Linked DNA regions of Homo sapiens: region 1 is linked to region 2. Evidence: chromatin loops called from intact Hi-C (ENCODE). Cell type or tissue: GM12878. All regions are shown on one strand. Region 1 overlaps B4GALT5 (beta-1,4-galactosyltransferase 5). Region 2 has its middle 52 kb from the start of PTGIS.

The links. Peaks named below come from ENCODE experiments on the same cell type or tissue, not always from the same donor. Only the 100,000 strongest peaks of a DNase experiment are listed, where the experiment ranks them.
Region 1: a loop joins it to region 2, with 4 times the contacts of the local background. A loop is called at or near these places in 14 of 110 quality-filtered maps.

Annotation. Positions count from the first base shown.
Region 1 is chr20:49,672,731-49,677,730 of GRCh38, reverse strand. All of the region lies in intron 1 of B4GALT5 (beta-1,4-galactosyltransferase 5), which reads left to right. Among named protein-coding and RNA genes, the nearest start is that of B4GALT5, 39 kb to the left of the region's middle. RefSeq lists an enhancer at 1,054-1,133. In GM12878, no CTCF peak of the experiment used is centred here; DNase peaks (open chromatin) are centred at 580 and 1,880; H3K4me3 peaks cover 2,381 bases; H3K27ac peaks cover 3,377 bases.
Region 2 is chr20:49,618,108-49,623,107 of GRCh38, reverse strand. No RefSeq gene overlaps it. Among named protein-coding and RNA genes, the nearest start is that of PTGIS, 52 kb to the right of the region's middle. RefSeq lists an enhancer at 2,212-2,281 and a silencer at 2,412-2,461. In GM12878, no CTCF peak of the experiment used is centred here; a DNase peak (open chromatin) is centred at 2,487; H3K4me3 peaks cover 785 bases; H3K27ac peaks cover 1,619 bases.

The DNA of each region.
Region 1 (5,000 bases), 55 kb before region 2:
ATTTCACCTCTCACAGCCAAATACAGATGTAATTTTGGGGGAGTACGATCCTTATTTTATATTGTGTTCTGATTATATGTAATTTTTGTTTTATCCTTTCAGCTGCGTAAGAAAAACTCAATTTCCACTCTTTTTGCAGACAATTCTTCAAAAATAGATTGCAAAGTTTTCATGTATTCATTTTACCATTTGTTCTTAAGAAGACTTACTTTAACATAATTACCAACAAATGTTTGCACCTAGCATTTCTGCTCAGAGAATGGTGTGAAAGGGGATAAAAATAGTAAGCCTTAGCCAGTGCCAAAGTTGTCAGTGGATTAAAGAATAGTGCTATCCTGGAAATGCTGCTTTAGGGGAGTTGGAGGCAGGGGGTCTTGCTGGGGATGGTGTGCAGAGGGTGGTTGGTGCAGGTAGGAAGAGGTTCCAAGCACCTTGTTAGGCTTAGTTTCTGTGCTATTATCTTAGGGCTAGACTTTTGGGAGGGGTTGTACTTGTACTTCAGTTTGTATGTGGGTCATGTTTGCACCATAGCGGGTGTGGTTATTGACAACTGTGTTTCCCGGTGGTTCCCCTTCCAGCCCATGCTCACCAGATGCCATTAGCAAGTTGTACCTTCTCTAATACCCTGAGGTTTTTCTGAGAAGGCTGCAGAAATACCCCCTAGAACAAAGAAGTCAGCAAAAACAAAACAAAACAAAAAACACCACTTAAGGGTAAGCACACAAACACATACAAATATAAGGACATACATCATAGGTATTGTAATGTTCCAATCCCATAATTTTGGAATGATTACATAGGTGGAATACAGAAGTATCCCTGCTTTTCAGCATGACTGCCCTTGATGACTCATCAAAAAACAGCAGTGCTAGTCATCTTAGACACAGAGGATGTGTGCCATTTAGACTTGTTCTTTTAAATAGTGAAAATTATTGCTTTATGGTTTTATTCTGTGCCCCCCGCCCTCATGCCCCTATGGGCCAGAGAGGCAGTTCACCAACTTCTCTCCAGTTGTGCCTCCCCTTCCTTCCTGTGACTTTAGGGAGTTTGTACGCATCTGCTCTAGTCCTAGAACCATGGGGCCTTCATAGCCCCTGCGCAGTAGCCAAGAGCAATGGGCCTTCTTACGGAAGGAAGAGCTCAGTTGGCAAGTATATCCTGAGCTGAGTTGTGAAGGCACACATTCATACCTCTCTTTATTTTTAATGGGGTTAGCACAGTCTTCAATCAATAGCTTAACTTCATCTCTGCTTTTATTTCTGCTCCTAGCATAAATTATTTAGCACAAATGCAGACATAATCTCAGAAATTACTTAGTATTAGTGTCCTGCTGTGAGCATCATTTTCTTGAGTGTGTTGTGTTCTAACCGCAAATTAGCAAAAGACCCTTCAAGAAAGTCTTTCTGTGGATTCATTTAGGGGGAATTTAGAAGGTTGTAGTCAGTGCTACCTGATCACTTTTATTTTCAGTGAAATTTTGTTTTATTCATAGTATAGTTAATAGCTTTCCTGTAACACACACACACACACTCTCTCTCTCTACATATATATGTATTATGTACATTTTTAAAAGTCACTTTTTACCTGGTAATATCTTAATCCCTTAAGGATTTGTCAGTTGGCCCATCGGTGGACTGAGTCACTTTATGAGTAGGGATTCCGAAAATGCCAAGCTTTGTCTGGGGGGGTTGGGTTGGGGGAGGATGCAATAATAAAAACTCTAACCTTGAAGATGCGGGGAGGGCCTACAGACATGTTGGAATTCAACAATTAGGTATATTTTAGTGTAGCCTCATAGTGCAGCGACCCAGCTGTAAAGATGAAGTCACTCATTCCTGTAATGATTTGCTAGCTTGTTGAACTAAAGTCTAGAGTTGAAAATTCTGCTCCTTTTGAACAGTGATCTAATTGTGAAACGGACAGTTGGCTACTGACAGTTTTCAAATATTAGCCAGTTGCTGATTTTAAAAATAACTGTGAGAAAGGAAGACCAAGGTGAGAAGAGACTAAAAATCAAACAGTCACATGAGGTTTTGTATCTTCAGACAGCTGAAGAAACCCGACAACCTACAAAGATATGATATTTGCTTGGGTAGTTGTAGTTCAGGTGTTTCCTTGTGCACCGAGCCCCTAGTGCATTGCTCATAATAGGTTCTGGGGCAGAGGTACCTGCTGATAGCTCCACAGGGTCATAAGCAACTTTGAACACCCCCAGGAGCCTTGTTGTTGGGCGTGGTGGGAAATGTTAATTGGCCTCTGAGTGAACTAGGAGGTACTGTTAGGATTCTTATCCCTTGATAAACTTACTCCCTGTGGCCGTCTTGTTAATATTTAAAAGTAAAGTGTAAATCCATTACAGGACACCATAATTTAATATTTGTTGCATTTCTGAGCTATGTGGTTGCCAGCATAGGGTCAGTATCCTAAGGCCTTTGAGTTTTCTGAGTTTTAACTCTCAGCTTGACTGTGGGGTGTGTGGGCTTGGGAATTGACTTTTGTTTGAGAGTAACAGCAATCTTAGGAATTAGTGATTTTTTTGGTCCTTGCAAATGTTACTGAACACACGGAACAAGCCAGCCACCAGGCTGCTCGTGGAAGGGGAAGGGAGGCAAAGTTGGGTTTGGTCCCCCTCCCCTGCTCTTATCCCCTCCACTCCCTTTTCTTCCTGAGCTCATGCTTTTGTTGTGATAGATTATTTTTCCCGGGATTTTTTGCTTTTGAAATCTTAGTTTTTGTGTCTTTGCACCTAGCCAGTAGGAGCAGCATTGTCTGAGATCTTAGCAGGTTCCAGAGAACTGTCCATTGTGGGTAGAGTTGGGAGTGGCAAGAACTGAAATTCCAGAGGCAGGAGCCAGGTTTTATGGACTTTTCTGAGTCATACTAAGCATGAGGAATTTGGACCTTGAAAGTGGTGGAAAGCCATTGAGAGACAACAGGAGGATATATTTATCATTTCTTTTAGTTCACCTATGACATTATAGGACGTTATAGGTAAAGACTAAATGCAATTCTTTTTCTTCTTCTTCTTCTTTTTTTTTTTTAATAGGGATGGGGTCTCGCTATGTTTCCCAGGCTGGTCTGGTCTCTGTAACTACTGGGCTCAAGTGATCCTCCCACCTCGGTCTCCTGTGCCTCCCTTCCCCTTCCATGAGCAGTCCTGCGGCTGGCTTATTCAGTAACATTTGCAGACTCACTAAAAAAAGTTACTAATTCCTGGGATTTTGTAATTCCAAAGTGTTGGGATTACAGGCATGAGCCACCACACCCGACCCTAAATGCAGTTCTTGATTCCAAAGACTAAAGAATACTTTACGGGCATAGAAAAACCCCGCAGTGCTTTAACTTCTTATGTGAACATTGCTAGGGTCTTTATTCCCTCTGTAACAATTCCTGGCCCATTTACAGGATTTTTAATATTAGTATACTTTGATTTAGGTTTAGTTGGCAATCTAGATACATCCCAAACCAAACTTTTCCCACATCTTTTTTTTTTTTTTTTTTGAGATGGAGTCTTGCTCTGTCGCCCAGGCTGGAGTGCAGTGACACAGTCTCGGCTCACTGCAAGCTCTGCCTCAGCCTCCCGAGTAGCTGGGACTACAGGCACCTGCCACCACACCTGGCTAATTTTTTTTTTTTTTTTTTTTTTTTTGTATTTTTAATAGAGATGGGATTTCACTGTGTTAGCCAGGATGGTCTAAATCTCCTGACCTCGTGATCCGCCCACCTCGGCCTCCCAAAGTGGTGGGATTACAGGCGTGAACCACCATGCCTGGCCCCCAGAACTTTTTATTATGAAAAAATTCAAACTTACAGAAAAGTTGCAAGAATAACACAATAAAAGCATTATCTTCCATCTGGAGTCAACAGTTACCACTATTTTGCTTTTTTTGTTTGAACTGTGGCTCTGCTTTCTCCACTGAGCCACGTTAAATTGTTGATAATTATCCAGGCAGTTAACCTTTAAATACTTCAGCACACATCTCTTTAAAAAATGACATTCTCCTGTTTAATCAAAGTACTATTATTGCATCTAAGAAAATTAACAGTACTTTCATAATCTTTTCAATACTTGATCTTAGCCAGAAGGCCGAGAAGTGATCATAATACTTTCTAATATCCAGTCCTCATCCAGTGGTGCTCAGAATGTTATTTGTAGCTGCCCCCATCCCCAAAATAACATATTACATTTGGTTATGTCTGTTAGTCTTTAGTAGCTTTCTCACCCCATCCACTGCTCATTGTAGTAACTCTTTGAGAAAGAGTTCAGGCCAGTATTATTGCATGTCCTACATTCTGGAATTGCCTAGTGTCACTTTGATGTGTTCCCTAGTTTTCTGGTTGTTTTTTTTTTGAGTTGGAGTCTCTCTTTGTCACCCAGGCTGGGGTGCAGTGGCACGATCTCGGCTTGCTGCAATCTCTGCCTCCTGGGTTCAAGCGATTCTCCTGTCTCAGCCTCCTGAGTAGCTGGGATTACAGGCATCCACCACCACGCCCAGCTAATTTTTGTATTTTTAGTAGAGATGGGGTTTCACCATGTTGGCCAGGCTGGTCTCGAACTCCTGACCTTGTGATCCGCCTGCCTCGGCTTCCCAAAGTGCTGGGATTACAGGTGTGAGCCACTGCGCCTGGCCAATCCACTGTATTTTTGTAAACCAGAAGATAAGTCTAAGAGCTTGATTCGATTTAAATTAAAAGTTTTTGGCAAGAATACTCAGAAGGTAATCTTAGTTTGTTCTAGTTGGTGATAACCCAGTTTGGGCACTTGGTTAAGTGGTACCTATCTGATCTCTCCATTGTAAATGCACGTTTCCCCCTTTGCAGTTATGTGATCTGTGGGAAGAATTTGTTTTTGATTTTCTTTCCAAAGTGTAGCCTTACAAGATTTGTTTTTTGTTTGTTTTTTTTCTGGTTTGTTTTCTTTTTTAAATCCAAGCCTTTGCGGAGGTCGAGGCCAAGCCACCCACCTTGGCTTCTCAAAGGGCTTGGATTATAGGTGTGAG
Region 2 (5,000 bases):
GCTGCAGATATAAATACAACATAAGTAAAGACAATGGGTTTATTAGGGTAAAGTGGCTTCAAGAAAAGCCTCCTATCCCAGGTGGCCATAGAAACTCTTTTTTTTTTTTCCTTTTTGAGACGGAGTCTCGCTCTGTTGCCCAGGCTGGAGTACAATGGTGCTATCTCACCTCACTGCAACCTCTGCCTCCCAGGTTCAAGTGAGTCTCCTGCTTCAGCCTCCTGAGTAGCTGGGATTACAGGTGTGCACCACCATGCCTGGCTAATTTTTGCATTTTTACTAGAGATGAGGTTTCACCACGTTGGCCAAGCTGGTCTCGAAATCCTGATCTCAAGTGATCCACCTGCCTTGGCCTCCCAAAGTGCTGGGATTACAGGCATGAGCCACCACACCTGGCATAAATCTGTAGCCACTGTTTATTGTGCTCGCTTTACAGATGAGGAAACATGCTCAGCAAGGAAACTCTGGTCTAGTGAGAGTTTGTAAATGGCAAAGTGAAGTTGCAAAGTAGAGATGTTTCCAAGCCACATTCTCATTTCATAATCCAATAAAATTCAGAATAAATTATCAAAAGCAACCTCAAAATTTTAACTTCTTGAAAAATAGCTATTATTTCTAAATGGCCCCTGAATCAGAGGAAAATCAGAACCAACATGGAAACTTATCTAGAGTCTTAAAAAGCAGACACTGTTCATACCAAAGTGTGTGAGACATAGCTAATGCTGCCTACAGAGGAAAATGTATAGCCTTAAAGACGTCTATTATTTTTAAAAATTGAAAACAAAGTGGATTAAGTATTTAACTTAAGAAAATAGAAAATATAAGAAGCCAAAAGGATAGGAATAAGAAATTAAAGGTAAACTATGCAATTAATGAAATAGAAAAAACAAAGTAGAAGTGATAAATAAAGTGAAAAAGGTGTTCTTTAAAAAGAAAGCACCTGAAGACAGATAAATCCTGACAAATCTGATTGATTAAGGCAAACAGTAAAAAGAGCAAGATTAGCAATAAGTAAGGAGACAGAATCATGAAATCATTATTAAGCCATTCAACAAATAGATAACACCTACAACGCATTGGTTTCTGGTTTAGAGGCTGCAGGTAACAGAGTTGAACAAGGCAGATGTGATTCCTACCCCCACGGAGTTTATTCTGATGGAAGGAGACAGGAAGTCAACTAGTAAAGTCATAAGATAGTTTCAGACAGTGAGAAGTGGTTTAAAAGGAAGGTAACGTGCGAGGAATGTGGAACCACTTTAGATCGGATAACCAGGGAATATCCCTCTGAGGAGGTGACGTGTCAGATGAAACTTGAAGGACGTAGAGTCAGCCATGGGAAGATCTGAGGGAAGAGAACGTCAGGCAGCGGGAACAACAAGAGCAAAGGCCCTGCGGTGGAACACAGCTGCTGTCTCAAGAAAAAGAGAACATTGAACGTCATGATGGATTGTTATAAAAGAGAGAGAGAGAGAAAGGGCTGAAGCACAGTGAAGGGAGAGGTCATAGGCAGAGGCAGGGATCACTCAGGATTTTATTCTGAGTGTGTTTTGTTCTGGGAGGCCATTTGAGGGTTTCAAGCAGTGAAGTGAAGTGATCTGATTTCTGTGCTGGGAGACCTCCTGTGGCTTTGGGTTCCTGGTGCAGATTGGACTCTGTTGGTGAAGGGCCAAGCATGAATGCTGAGCTCTGGGGAGGATCTTAAGGCTGCATCCAGATGAGAGGTGATGGGTTGGCTCCAGGCGGTGGAAGTGAAGAGGAGTGGACTTCAGTGGAGATTGTAGTCTGCCACCTGGATTCTCCTTCAGGACAGAGGCTCCAGGATTCGCCTTCAGCCAAGGAGAATCGCCTTGCCTAAGACTGCCTCCTCCATAGGGGCAGGCCACCTCCAACGTCGGGTTGACATGGGGGTCTAAGGACCCCATTTCATGGTCCTGATGTAGGCAACTCAGAAGGGCTGTTCCAGCCTCTGAGCTCTGGTGAGGCCTCTGGTGTGCCTGCATTCCAGCCCCACATCACTGCCCCCCACACCACTCTACCCCCTTCACAGGTGCTGTGCGTGAGAGCACTCCCCAGTAAACCACCTGCGTGCCCAGCTCTCTGAGTCTGTTTCCCAGGGAACCCAATCAAAGACGCTGATCGATCAGAAGAGCGGTACAAGTAGAACACACCACTCAGTGGCAAGTCCTTTCTCCACAGATGATGACTCAGGGAAGGTCCCAGAGCCTCTGGCAGGTCACAGAACCTCTGGCAGAGCTGAGGTGACCCCAAGCTCTCCTCTTCACAGCTCTGCTCCTCTTCCACCTGCAAACCAAGAGTCACAATGGAAGGGCCCAAGGTCTGCAAAAACCAAAAGTGTGTCAGCAGGACGGGACACTGAAGAAGTGCCACTCTTAGTTGTGGGAGTCTTTGTGGCTTTGGTTGCAATTACGTGGGAGTGTGCTTTTTAGTCTGACACTGTGCTGCTCTTATAATTGGAGGATCAGGTCATTGGCATTCAAATCAGTCCCTCCCGAGAGACACTGCCAGTCTAGTTTCTGGTAAGTTTCAATTTTCCTGTTGCTGCAGAGCCCCAGCTTTACATACTTTTGAAACCTTGGCCAGGAGCAGTGACCTGAAACAGTGAAACTGCTCTCCTATTCTAAATTTGAACTGTTCAGCCCTCTGGGTCTGAAGCTTCCTGCTTTTCGCTTGCTGGCTTTTTGGGGCAGAGTGGGGCTGCTTTCACTTGCTCACTCGCTCACTCAGTCATGTATTTATTCATCAGACATCTCTGATGTTGCTGACCAAGGGCTCAATGTCTAGACAGAGAGATGAAGATGACCCTGCCCTCAAATGGCTCATGCCCAGATCAAGGAGAGAGATGGTTAACTGATCCACTTCCTAATGCTTCAGTATGAATGACTTATCTTCTCACTTATCACTCACTGCACCCCCACTTTGGAATCAGTTCAGAACGCTTTGAATGTCCCAGAGGAGAGTTTGCTGTCTATTCCATAGGCAGTGGGCAGCCAAGTTAGGTTCTGGAGAAGGAGAGTGGCATGATTAAAGGTGTACTTTAGGTTTGTTTATCTGGTTGCATATCCATCCATCCATCCCCCATCCATCCATCTATCCCATCCATCCCATCCTCTCATCCATCCATCCATCCTATCTATCCATTACCCACTCATCCGTCCATCCATCCATCCATCCATCCCATCCATCCATCCATCCAGCCATCTATCCTATCCACTCATCCATCCATCCATCCAGCCATCTATCCTATCCACTCATCCATCCATCCATCCATCCATTCCATCCATCCATTTATCCATCCACCCATCCCATCTATCCATTACCCACCCATCCGTCCTTCCATCCATCCATCCCATCCATCCATCCATCCATCCATTCATCCACCCATCCATCCCATCCACTCATCCATCCATCCATCCATCCCATCCATCTATCCATCCATCCATGTCATCCACTCATCCATCCATTCATCTCATCCATTCATCCATCCCAACCATCCATCCCCCACCCACACATCCATTCATCCATCCATCCATCTCATCCATCCCACTCATTCATCCATCCATCCCATCCATCTCATTCATCCATCCATCCATCCATCGATCCAACTATCCATTCATCCATCCATCCATTCACCCTATCCATCCATCCCCCACCCACCCATTCATCCATCCACCTATTCATCCATCTATTCATCCATCCTATCCATCCCATTCATTCATCCCTCCTATCCATCTCATTCATTCATCCCTCCATTTCATCCATCCATTCATCCCATCCATCCATCCCATCTATCCATCCATCTCATCCATCCATCCCTCATCATCCATCTATCCATCCATCTCATCCACCCATCCATCATCCATCTATCCAACTACCCATTCCAGCTATTCATTACCCATCCACCCATCCATTCATCCATCGGTTCATCTCAACCATCCATTTATCACATCCATCCATTCATCCCATCCATCTATCATCCATCCATCCCATCCATCCCATCCATTCATTCATCCATCTCATCCATCCATCCATCCATCCAATATTTATTGAGCATTTTCTATGTGCCAGGCACTGTGCTGTGTGTACCTGGTTTCCATCTAATGCACTGAATAAGAAAGATATTAAATCCCTGCCTTCATGGGACCAACATTCTGGGGAAGAGAGGTGGATAGACAATAAACAAGTCAACAAGTAAGTGAGCTCCCGACATTGCTGAGTTATGAAGGGAATAAACAGGATGATAGGGTTGAGAGTGACCAGGGTGAAGGGTGAGGTCCTTCAATTAGATGATCAGGGAAGTGATCTCTGGAAAGGTGATGGTTGAGCTGGGCTTTAAAAGAAGAGAAAGAGGCAGTTATAGGAAGAGCAGAAGGAAGAGAGTTACAGACAGAAGAAACAGCAAGTGCAAAGGCCCCTAGGCAGGAAAGAACTTGGCTTGCTGGAGAACATGAAAGGAAGCCAATGTGGCTGAATAGGAAGGGAGGAGGGAAGGCTGGAGAAGAAGATGGGGCCTTGTAGGCCAATGTGAGGACTTGGGAGTCTTTGGAAAGGCAGCCAGAGGCCACTGGAAGGTTTCCAGCAGGCAAGTGACATGTTTTGATTTATGTTTCTGAAAGTTCCCCCGGCAGCATGGGAAGCAAATGTAGCAGCAAAAAAAAAAAAAAAAAAAAAAAAACCCCAAAAAGAAACAGCAAGGAGGTCAAGGGTGAGGACGGTAGCAGCCTGGACCAGGGTGGTGGCCATGGGGTTACAGAGAAATGGAAAACTCAGGACAAATTTTGGAGGTGGTGGGAGGGAAACAGAGGACTTGAGAATGATACGTCACTTTGATGCTTGAGCTACAGGGTGGTGTCACTGAGGAACAAAGACTGGAGAGTGCGGAGATAAGGAAGGAGGAATGAAATAAGTCTTTGTGGGGAACCAGGCTGTGTTTTTAGGATATTTCAAGTAGGTAACTCGACATTCAAGTCCAGAGCCCTGGA